Regions from separate parts of the Mus musculus genome. Here region 1 is linked to region 2. Evidence: chromatin loops called from intact Hi-C (ENCODE). Cell type or tissue: left cerebral cortex. All regions are shown on one strand.

What was found. Hi-C counts contacts between places; a loop is a spot of excess contacts. Peaks named below come from ENCODE experiments on the same cell type or tissue, not always from the same donor. Only the 100,000 strongest peaks of a DNase experiment are listed, where the experiment ranks them.
Region 1: a loop joins it to region 2, with 3 times the contacts of the local background. A loop is called at or near these places in 14 of 42 quality-filtered maps.

The regions. Positions count from the first base shown.
Region 1 is chr2:14,309,690-14,314,689 of GRCm38, forward strand. It overlaps Mrc1 (mannose receptor, C type 1), which reads left to right. Exons shown (of 30, transcript NM_008625.2): 21 at 279-393. Among named protein-coding and RNA genes, the nearest start is that of Mir511, 51 kb to the left of the region's middle. In left cerebral cortex, no CTCF peak of the experiment used is centred here; DNase peaks (open chromatin) are centred at 3,092 and 3,437.
Region 2 is chr2:14,701,184-14,706,183 of GRCm38, forward strand. All of the region lies in intron 2 of Cacnb2 (calcium channel, voltage-dependent, beta 2 subunit), which reads left to right. Among named protein-coding and RNA genes, the nearest start is that of Gm13269, 63 kb to the right of the region's middle. In left cerebral cortex, a CTCF peak has its summit at 2,264 (motif pointing left); a DNase peak (open chromatin) is centred at 2,253.

The DNA.
Region 1 (5,000 bases), 390 kb before region 2:
ACCAATAACTGGATAATCCCATCACAAATTCTCAACGGAAAGTAAAAACATACGTGAACTATTAGCCAAAGATCTGTGCCCTTTATCTCAAGGGAAAAATAAAACTCTGCAGAGAAATATGTGGGCCATCAAACTGGTTTACTTTTCCTTTTCAATTCTCCTTTAGGCCTGAGAAAATTTTTATTTATCTGGAATTTTCATGTATGACTTGATTTCTTGATGTGAACTTTATTATCTTTAGCTAAAACCTCTGCTTTTGTCCTCCCCTTCCGTTTCAGTGCTTTAAAATTTTTGGATTTGCTAATGAAGAAAAAAAAAGCTGGCAAGACGCACGGCAAGCTTGCAAAGGACTGAAAGGAAACCTGGTGTCCATAGAAAATGCACAAGAGCAAGGTACATCTTGACAGTTATGAATATCCCTGGCCATTATGAATATATATGTAAATTTGCCCTAAAGTGATACACTGTTGCTTATTATAATAGACTTTTTTCTTTTTTTTTGTAATAAGATAGAGTAAGGGAAAATCTTCTCAATTTCTTATTAGGAATTATTTTATTTTATTTAGTGTTAGATAATATACTATACATATAGATAATATACTATAATATACATTTTTAATGTATTTTTATTGGATGTTTTATTTATTTACATTTCAAATGTTATCCCCTTTCCTGTTTCCCCTCCACAAACCTCCTATTCCATCCCCCATCCCCTGCTTCTATGAGGGTGCTCCCCTACCCACCTATTCACTCCCACCTCACTACCCTAGCATTTTCCTACACTGGAGCATCGAGCCTTCACAGGACCAAGGTCCTCCCCTCCCATTGATGCTAGATATACTGGGATGTTTAAAAAAAATTCTCCATAGAATTCTTTCCCATTTTCATAGCAATCCTATGAGCCAGGCATTATTATTATTCCAGCATATGGACAGAGAAATGACACTTATAGAGCCTAGGGGGAAGGAGCATCCTTGGTCAGAAGTGGAGTTTAGCATCAATACCTGGGTCCCAGCCCTCATCTTGTCCCGTTGCCAAACAAATCTGCTATGCAAGGGGCCAAGGAAGAGTAGCTCTGAGAATGAAGTGAGCAGCTGCTGGTCTCCCACTTGCTTGTGTCTGGGCCCTGACCATATAATTCACAACACAACAAAGCTGGTTTTTTAATGTAAACTTTAAACAAATGTAGGAAAACTTTTTTTTTTTTTTTTTGATGAGACACAAGGATAAGCTGGAGCTATGGGAGTATCTGGTAAGAGAATGTTTGTCACAATCATACAGAGGATTGTAAAATTTATTCTTCTGTCAAGAGACACAAGTTGGAGCTGGGGAGAAACCTCAGCCAATGAAGAGCATGCTGCACAAGCCATAAGGTCCTGAGTTCAACCCTCAGCACCCATGTGCAAAGCCTGGGGTGCTGACATATGTGTAGTTCCAGCACACAGGAGTTAGAGAAAGAAAAATCCCTGAGGATTTCTGCCCCATCAACCTAATAAAACTAGCAGTATCTAGACTGGTAAGAGACCTTTTACATAAAACCTTAGTTGGCTTGATCCTGAGGAATACATAGAGATACGCTGCTCTCAACACATATGCCCACATGCATGAACACACAGACTTTCTCTCTTCTATCCAGAAATAAAGGTCCTGAGCACTCGTGGGTGACCCTTTGGGGACTCCCTTTGCTGAAATAACTATACCATTCAATCTATGATTTGTGCTCTAAGGCAGATATTGACCAATTTTGGGAGATTCAGACTAAGCTATTGAAGGGTTTGGAAACCATAGCAGTTGAAGTATGGATCAGAGACTTTTCAAGTTTTACATTGAGAAAAAGAATGCATGTCCTTGGATGGTCCACCTTGTGTGGCCTTAAGAGGAAGATCTGCGTCAATGAGTGATGGATATAGGGAAATACATTTATGTTCAAAATGAGGAGGCCATTCCAGTAGCCAGGACTGATGAGACACGATGTGTTGCGAACAGGGTGAGGTTTGCAAAGGATTTAGAAATTGTTAAGTTAGGTGGTGCTCAAGTGGACACTGTAGAATCACATATCCTGGTATATATGTTGTATACAGAAAAAAAATCCAATAGAAGTTTGTTGTGTGTGTAAATTTATAAAAAGGTTATAGGAAAAAACTAGGCTATATATTCTTTTTTGTTTTGTTTTGTTTTGTTTTGTTTTGTTTTGTTTTGTTTTGTTTTGAGACAGGGTTTCTCTGTGTAGCCCTGGCTGTCCTGGAACTCACTTTGTAGACCAGGCTGGCCTCGAACTCAGAAATCCGCCTTCCTCTGCCTCCAGAGTGCTGGGATTAAAGGCCTGCGCCACCATACCCGGCTAGGATATATATTCTTTAGAATCTCTTTTAGTTGGATAGATGTGGAGGAACATATACTTGTATGTTGTGCACATGCGTGTATGTGCAGGTGCACATAGATGTGTGTGCTTATGTGGAGGCCAATAGAGAGCACCAGGTATCTTCTACTGTCACTCTCCCCCTGTGCATCTCACATGAGGATCTCTCACTGAAGTTGTAGCTAGGCTAGCATCCAGTCAGCTTCAAAGATCCTCCTGCTTCTATCTTCCCCATGCTGGGGTTATAGGCATATATATTGCCACATCCAGCTCTTACCTGGTCTTTTGTTATCCAAACTTGGGTCCTAACTCTTACTTACTGCTTCATATCTCCAGCCCCAGAGCATCTTTGACTTTCAAAATAATTATCCAAAATTATGTATCTGAAAAAGTACAGAAGAGAAGATACTAGAAACTTGCATGTTGCTCTCCCAAATGCTTACTCTTTTAAGGCACAGATGTGCACTGCACTCTCTTAGGACAACATGATACATGAAACCAACCAAGTTTCCACAAGAATCTTTAACACATTCACCAGCTATTCAGACACCCACAGAAAAGGTCAAACAACACATGATACAAGAACATGACTTTCACATCTCTTGATCTGGCTCACCACATTTTTTTGTCTCAGCTACCCAGCAGGGAAACACAGTAATGGATTTCCTCTCTTCACCACAAAGTGCTGATTCCTGGCATAGCAGAATTAAAACCGGAGCAGTGAGATGTGCAGAGGGAAACAATTTTCAGATAAAATAACATTATTCCTGGCAAAGCAGGCACACGCTGTTGAATTCGTAATGTGGTTACTGGCAGTGGGGAAGTTGGTGCTGTATGCCACAACATAGAGCTGTTCACAGTATGTTTCAAGTTGAGCATGAGGCAGAAGTTACAATCTTGTTTAGGAGACAAATAAAACCAAAACAAGTATCTGTTTGCACTTTTAGTTCACTAAAGAATATTGGAAGAAAAACATTTGGAGGTATTTATTTTTATCTTTAGTTAATTGAGAAAAATGTAAAAATGAACCTCTTTGAAAATGGGGTTAGGATTTGGGAACAGCTGTTCCACGGAATTTTGGGCTCATGTATGAGCAGGTGGTTATGTTTCCACAGACTTTATTTTGCATTTTAAAGAGATTTATTTTTTTTATCTCTCTCTCTCTCTGTGTGTGTGTGTGTGTGTGTGTGTGTGTGTGTGTAAGTCACATGTGTGTGGCTGCCTATGGAGGGCAGGAGAAGATGTTGGATCCTTTGACACTAGAGTTACAGGTAGTTGTGAACTACACAATGTAGGTACTAGGAATTGAACTTGGGCCTTTTTGAAAATGTAGCAACCATTGTCAAATATAGAGCCATCTCTCCAGGCCCTTATTTTTTATTTTCTTTCAGAGTCTCCAAATGCTGTGTCCTTTCACTTCTTCTCCATTTTCATGGGGGCATATGTCTGTAGAGCATTAATGTAATGTCAGCGTTGAATAGACATGTTGTTGTATATGTTGTGGTGATTATCAATTTATGTTGTATGGCATTAATATTATTTACTTGCTTATATGCTAGGGGAAGATAGATTAATGTACGATATACATTAATGTTCTATTGTACTATGTAATTTTATGTACAGCAAGAAGTAGTTTAATTAGAATGTCAGCTTTGGGTGCTGATGGTGGGGAATAGGTTCCTTCTTCTTGAGATATAGAAACAGAGATACTGTTTACCTAACAGGTATAGATGGTGGGATAAAGAGGCAGCTGGTGAGTGAGGCTTTAGGGGGACCAAAGGGAAGGTACAGGGCATATGGGCAATAAAATCTTTCATTGTTCTGGATATTTGTTCCTGCCCTCTCTCCCACACAATTACTGATGCAATAAAATGTGATGATATTCTCCATACTCTAGATCTTCTAATTCTATGTTGTGACCCATTTAACTTACGAATGTCAAAGTTACGGCCTGTATATACTCATTAGATGTCCAGTGTTTCCCGGGACTTGATTCCCTGGAAGGATCCTGATTAGATATCCCTTGTCTGGGTAATTCTGTGAAACTGAAAATTTGGGAGCAGGGTGCTTCTTGTTTGGATAAATGGCTTTGATCTACAGAAATTTTCTGTGTTGAAAACTCTTCCTCTATTAATTGTTGCCATCAGATTCTTTTAGTTACAGAACCAGAACAACTGGTAACTTACAGGGTGCTTTTATTTTTTTTTTCCCCTGAGAGGGAGAAGTATAAGGAGCAGAAAGCAGGGCCTAGCCTGTGCCCATTCTATATGCCCTGTCACCTTTCATGTTTCATTATGAGTTAGGGTCATGCTAAGTTGCCATTGACTTTATCCTGTAGTCCACAGGGCACTGAACTGGGGATCTTCCTGCCTCAAAATCCTGGGTCTAAAGTCTTGTGCCACCTGCACTCCAATTCCCAGGAATCCACCATCCTCTTCTGACCTCTGAGGAAGCCCAACTCATGTGACCATACACACATGTGCATGCATGCATGCAGGCACACACAGACATACACAGACACACACACACAGACACACACAGACACACACACAGACAGAAATACACACACACAGACACAGACATACACACACACACACACACACACACAGAGACATACACACACACACACACACAGAGACAT
Region 2 (5,000 bases):
AAGTTTTGCTGCCAATAAATTTCTGGGTATAGGGCCATCCACTTAATCATAGTTAACCTATCAGGAGCTATATCTTTGGGGGAAACTGACTCTTCTGCTATGCTCCAGAAGCCATAAATGTCCATTATTCCTCAGTTAGGGCATGGGCTCATGAACCTCTTCCTACTCCATGCTAGGATGTTGATTTGCTTCATCTTGTACAAGTCTTCTATAGGCAAGCACAGCTGCTGTCAGGTCATGAGTCAATGGTCTTATCATGTTCTGAAGACACTGGTTCGCTCCAGTCTTCTGTAACCTCTAACTCTTACAATTTTTCTGGCCTCTTCCAAAATAGTTCCTAAGCCTTAGAAAGAGGTGTGATTTTTTTTTCTGAGCACTCCAAAGACACAGATTCTCTACACTTTAACTAGTTGTGAATTTCTGCATTAACATTGTTCACTGGACAAAGAATATTCTCTAATGAGATTTAGACAAAGAGATACTAATATAGAGGATAATCTGATACTGTTTCCATCTAAGCAGAGTAATGATAGTAGGTTCACTTTCAGAGCCCGATGGCTACACTTTCTTAAAGAACCATTTTATTTATTTTTAATAATATTTTTAAAATTTCACATGCATATATACAAAGTATTTTGATCTTATCCATCTCCTACTACACCACTCCAACTCCTCCCAGGACCCATTGACCACATCATCCTGTGTCTTTCTTTTCATGTCCAGTGTTATTCTTATTCTTATACTTACTCCCCACTCCCCACTGAATCTTATTAGCATTGGCCATATACAATACGTGTAAGACCATCCACTGGACCATGCGCAAACTGCTACAGACCACATCCTCAAAGAACAGTGACTTCTTTTCCTCAACCTACTTCAACTGTCAGTACCTTCTCATCTGGGATTCTTATAACTCTCCTCCCTGGCCAGTGCTGAATATTTGATGACCTTGATATCCTACATGTCTGTAATGACAGCCATAGCCATCTGTGCAATGGCTCCATCATGCCCAAGAGACATTGCTTTGCAACAGTTCCCTCAAATCTCTAGGTCTTAAAAGTCTTTTTCTCCTGCTCTTCCATGATATTCCCCAAGGGTGCAACTAGGAGATTGATATAGATGAGTCATGCACAGGTGAACACACATTACTCAGTGCTTTGACAAATCGTGAATTTCTGTATCATTCACTACCCACTGGGAAAAGAAGCTTTTTGGACCAGTGTTGGGGGGGAAAAAGGACAGGTCTACAGATTTATGGATTTGAGCATAAGTACCGAGGAGGTAGTTTGAAAGTGTGGTCATTTAGTGAAACAACATCAGGAGGCTACCCACTAGGGCCAATGGCATCCCCAGCCATGGGCTTTTCACCAGCCTTACAGTATCTTCCTTAGAGGTACACGAATTCCCTCCTGTGGAAGAGTTCTAAAATACAAACAAAAGTTTAATGGTTACCCCCATAACCATCAAGCTATGATGCACCAATGGGCACAACTTACCTGGACATTTGGGACTGAAGTATACAGGCTCCAATGCTGGATATGGCCATTTATGTCTTTTCTCCCCCAGTAGCTTAGATAGCATCTAGCAACAGTATGAAAGTTAGCCAGCAGGGAAAGTTTCCTCATTAGTTTACGACTGATTTCTCTATGTCCTGCAACAAAATTGTGTGGTGTTTTCAGCAATACGCTCTTCCTGTCTAGTTATGGTGGGTGGCTGAGAAGAATAATGGCCTATGCTGTGCCTCACTGATCAATGGGTCATTTGGAGATGTTTTAAAGGGTCACTTAAAATGATTATACTTAAATGCTGTCTCATTAGTGAACTAACATAAAATTGTAGGGATTTCAAATTTCTGCATGAATGCTTTAATATGTGCCAGAGAGCTTGATTCAGATAATGGTAACAGCCCCCTGCAGAACAGAGTAGAAAAGGACTAAGGGAAGAGATGGCACAGACCTAAGCCTGAGCCTGCCTGCTATCAGTGCTTATACCACCAAAAACTCTACTTCGTTTGGTCTATGGATGCCTAAATATGAAAGAGACCCACTTAGATTCTATCTAAAATCTATGCTTGTGAAATTGTGAGTTTACTTTTTAATTACAGAGGTAATGTGACCTCTTGGGAAATATTTTAAGATTTGGTGGCAGCTGTAATCTAAATGCTTTGATTAGGCATTGACTCAAAAAAAAAAAAAAAAAAAAAAAAACCTCCTGAAAATGGCTGCAATATTCTTTAGCAAAGCCTGCCACCTAGTGGCAACAATATGACTAACAAAGAACTTGGTTTTAAACCATAGAAAAGACAGAGCCCTTGAGTATGAGTGGTGAATATAATTACCATCCTATCTAGACAATGTTCTAAAAAATTTACTCTAGGTTGAAAAGAAGAAAGTGTTCTAAAAAATCACATGAATCTTCCATCTTAGTTCTTCTAGAAAAATTTAAATTTTACACTCACCTATTCCCAAATCTTGACCTTTTCGTCTGTCTCCAATAACAGTATACAGCGTGTGAGACCTGGAATCCTTTCCAGAATGTACGTAAGATGGCAGCCATGCATATTCCTCTTGTATTTTAGCTAACTGCTACAACAGCTGCAACAATATATTCACACTTAGTGAGGAAGTTAGTGGGGGATGGTTTGGACTTTTAAAAAAAATGGTGCCTGAGTCTTTAGCCTCGGTTGGCCTGGACCTCGTGGTGTTCCACAGGCTGCCTTTGAATGTGAAATGTTTCTCCTGTGTCTGCCTCCTCAATGTTGGGATTCCAGGCATGCATAAACTATCATGCCCAGCTCATATGGCTTTTGTGTAACCTCTTATGAAAAGAATGTTGGAAATTAATGAATGGGAGAGGCTAAATGCCTCATACTTCATATTTCATAATATTTTCATAAAAGGTTGAATGACTGGGAGGATGGAAATAGTTTGTGCTTTGAAGGAACACAGCACACACTGTATTTTTATTGAAATTCGAAAAAGGTCTTCAAACACATTCTCCCTGACATTTCCTTTGCTTCTATTTGACTGTCTCTTGGACAGTATTAGTCTACAATCCAAATAATGTGTTTCAAACACTTCACAGTGACTCAAATAGCTAAGTTGGGTTTTTTTTTGTTGTTGTTGTTGTATGTAGAACATAGCCCAGCTTTTGATTAAAGTCTTATGTGGATAGAGGCCTAAGGTTCCCTGAAGAGCCATGTGGTGTAAGGCACTCTGAAGGGGTCCTGCCCAGTTTTAGATTTTAGAAATATGTCTGTCCTGGGAAAGTTAGGGCAAAAAGAGAAAAAGCAGATGGATCATTACAGGCTTTCATACGGGATCAACTCCTAGCATATCTCTAGATTTTCTTAGACACTTCAGATTTTACACATCTCAAACTGAACTGTGACTGTACCTCTTCCAAACATGCTTCCTTCTGTGTCTGTCTCACAGCAAAAGGTACTTCTCTCCTCAATCTGGTTATAGAAACCATTAGACTACAAGTCATTTTTGGTCGCTGTCTTCCTCTCTCCTTATATCCAGAAACCAAACCAATAAAAAAAAAAAAAAAAAAAAACCCACCAAAATCACAACAAATAAAGACCTAAGTGTACAGCCTCAGATTGAATTCTTGTCCGTGGAACAAGGCTCAGATCTGGTCAGAAAGTGATGTTTGAGAGATGACTCAGCGTTTAAGAGCACTTGATACCTTGCAGAAGACCTTGGTTCTGTTCCCAGCACCCACATTGTTGTGGTTCAATATGCTTGAATATACTACTCACCCATTCAGAGTAGTACTGTTAGGAGGTGTGGCCTTGTTGGAGTCACTGTAGAGGTGGGCTTTGAGAAACCCTTTTCCTAGCTGCCTAAAAGATAGTGATAGTTTTCTCCTAGAGGCCTTCAGATCAAGATGTAGAACTCTCAGCTCCTTCCCCAGCACCATGTATGCCTGCACACTGCCATGAGTGGCATCATGATAATAATGGACTGAACCTCTGAAACTGTAAGTCAGCTCCAATTAAATGTTGTCCTTTATAACACCCATGGTCACAGTGTCTCTTCACAGCAATGAAATCCTAACTAAGGCACACATGGAGGAACACAACCAGCTGTCACTCCAGTTCCAAGGGCTACAGTGCCCTCTTTTACTTTCAGGTCACTGGCACTTTCAGGTACATGGTATACATATACCCATGCAGGCAAAAACACTAATACACATAAATTATTTTAAAAGATGCTAATTACCTCCAAACAGCCATCCCATTATTGTACCAGTGCATGTATCCTCCATGGTAGGTCAAGATTGTAGCTTGCAGGGTCTACTCCTGGAAAAGACAATTGATGTGTTTTTCCTTGGCAGCCTACATGGTACCTCCTATCCCTGTGAACGCTAGCCAGCCAAAAGGAAATTATCTTCCTAATATGCTCAAGACTGATTTTTTATTTCCTGCAGTCAAAGTGTGTAGTGTCTCCAGTACTCTCTACTTATGGTAGACAAAAAAGAGCAGTGATATGCAGGTGTTGCTTTTGCAGGCCTTGTGTGCTTCTTTGTCTGATAACCTACAGGGAACTAGCCCATAATTATCATTTGATAACTCACGTCTTGCACTGTTCACCCATGCAGAGTACCTCCATTCAAACTTCATTCTAAAACTGGTGGAGTTGGAGAAATGCTTCAGAGTGTTCGGGGTGATCTTCGAAAGAACCCTAGATCAGTTCCCAGAACACTCACCAGATGGCTTTCAACTGACTCTAACTCCAGCTCTAGGTGATCCAGTACTAGCTTCTGACTTCTGTAGATACGTGCACTCAAGTGCCATAACCGTACACAAACACATATACGTACATGCAATTGAAAATCAAATCTTTTAAATAGATTTTAAAGAGCATTTTGTTGTTATTTTTTAAACTAGTATGCTTCCATAAGGCTTTTTCATAAATCCTCAGTGTTGGTTAAATTGCTCCTTCCTCATTCCTCTGCCCCTTCCCTCCATCTCTGCTTAAACCTTCACTACCAAA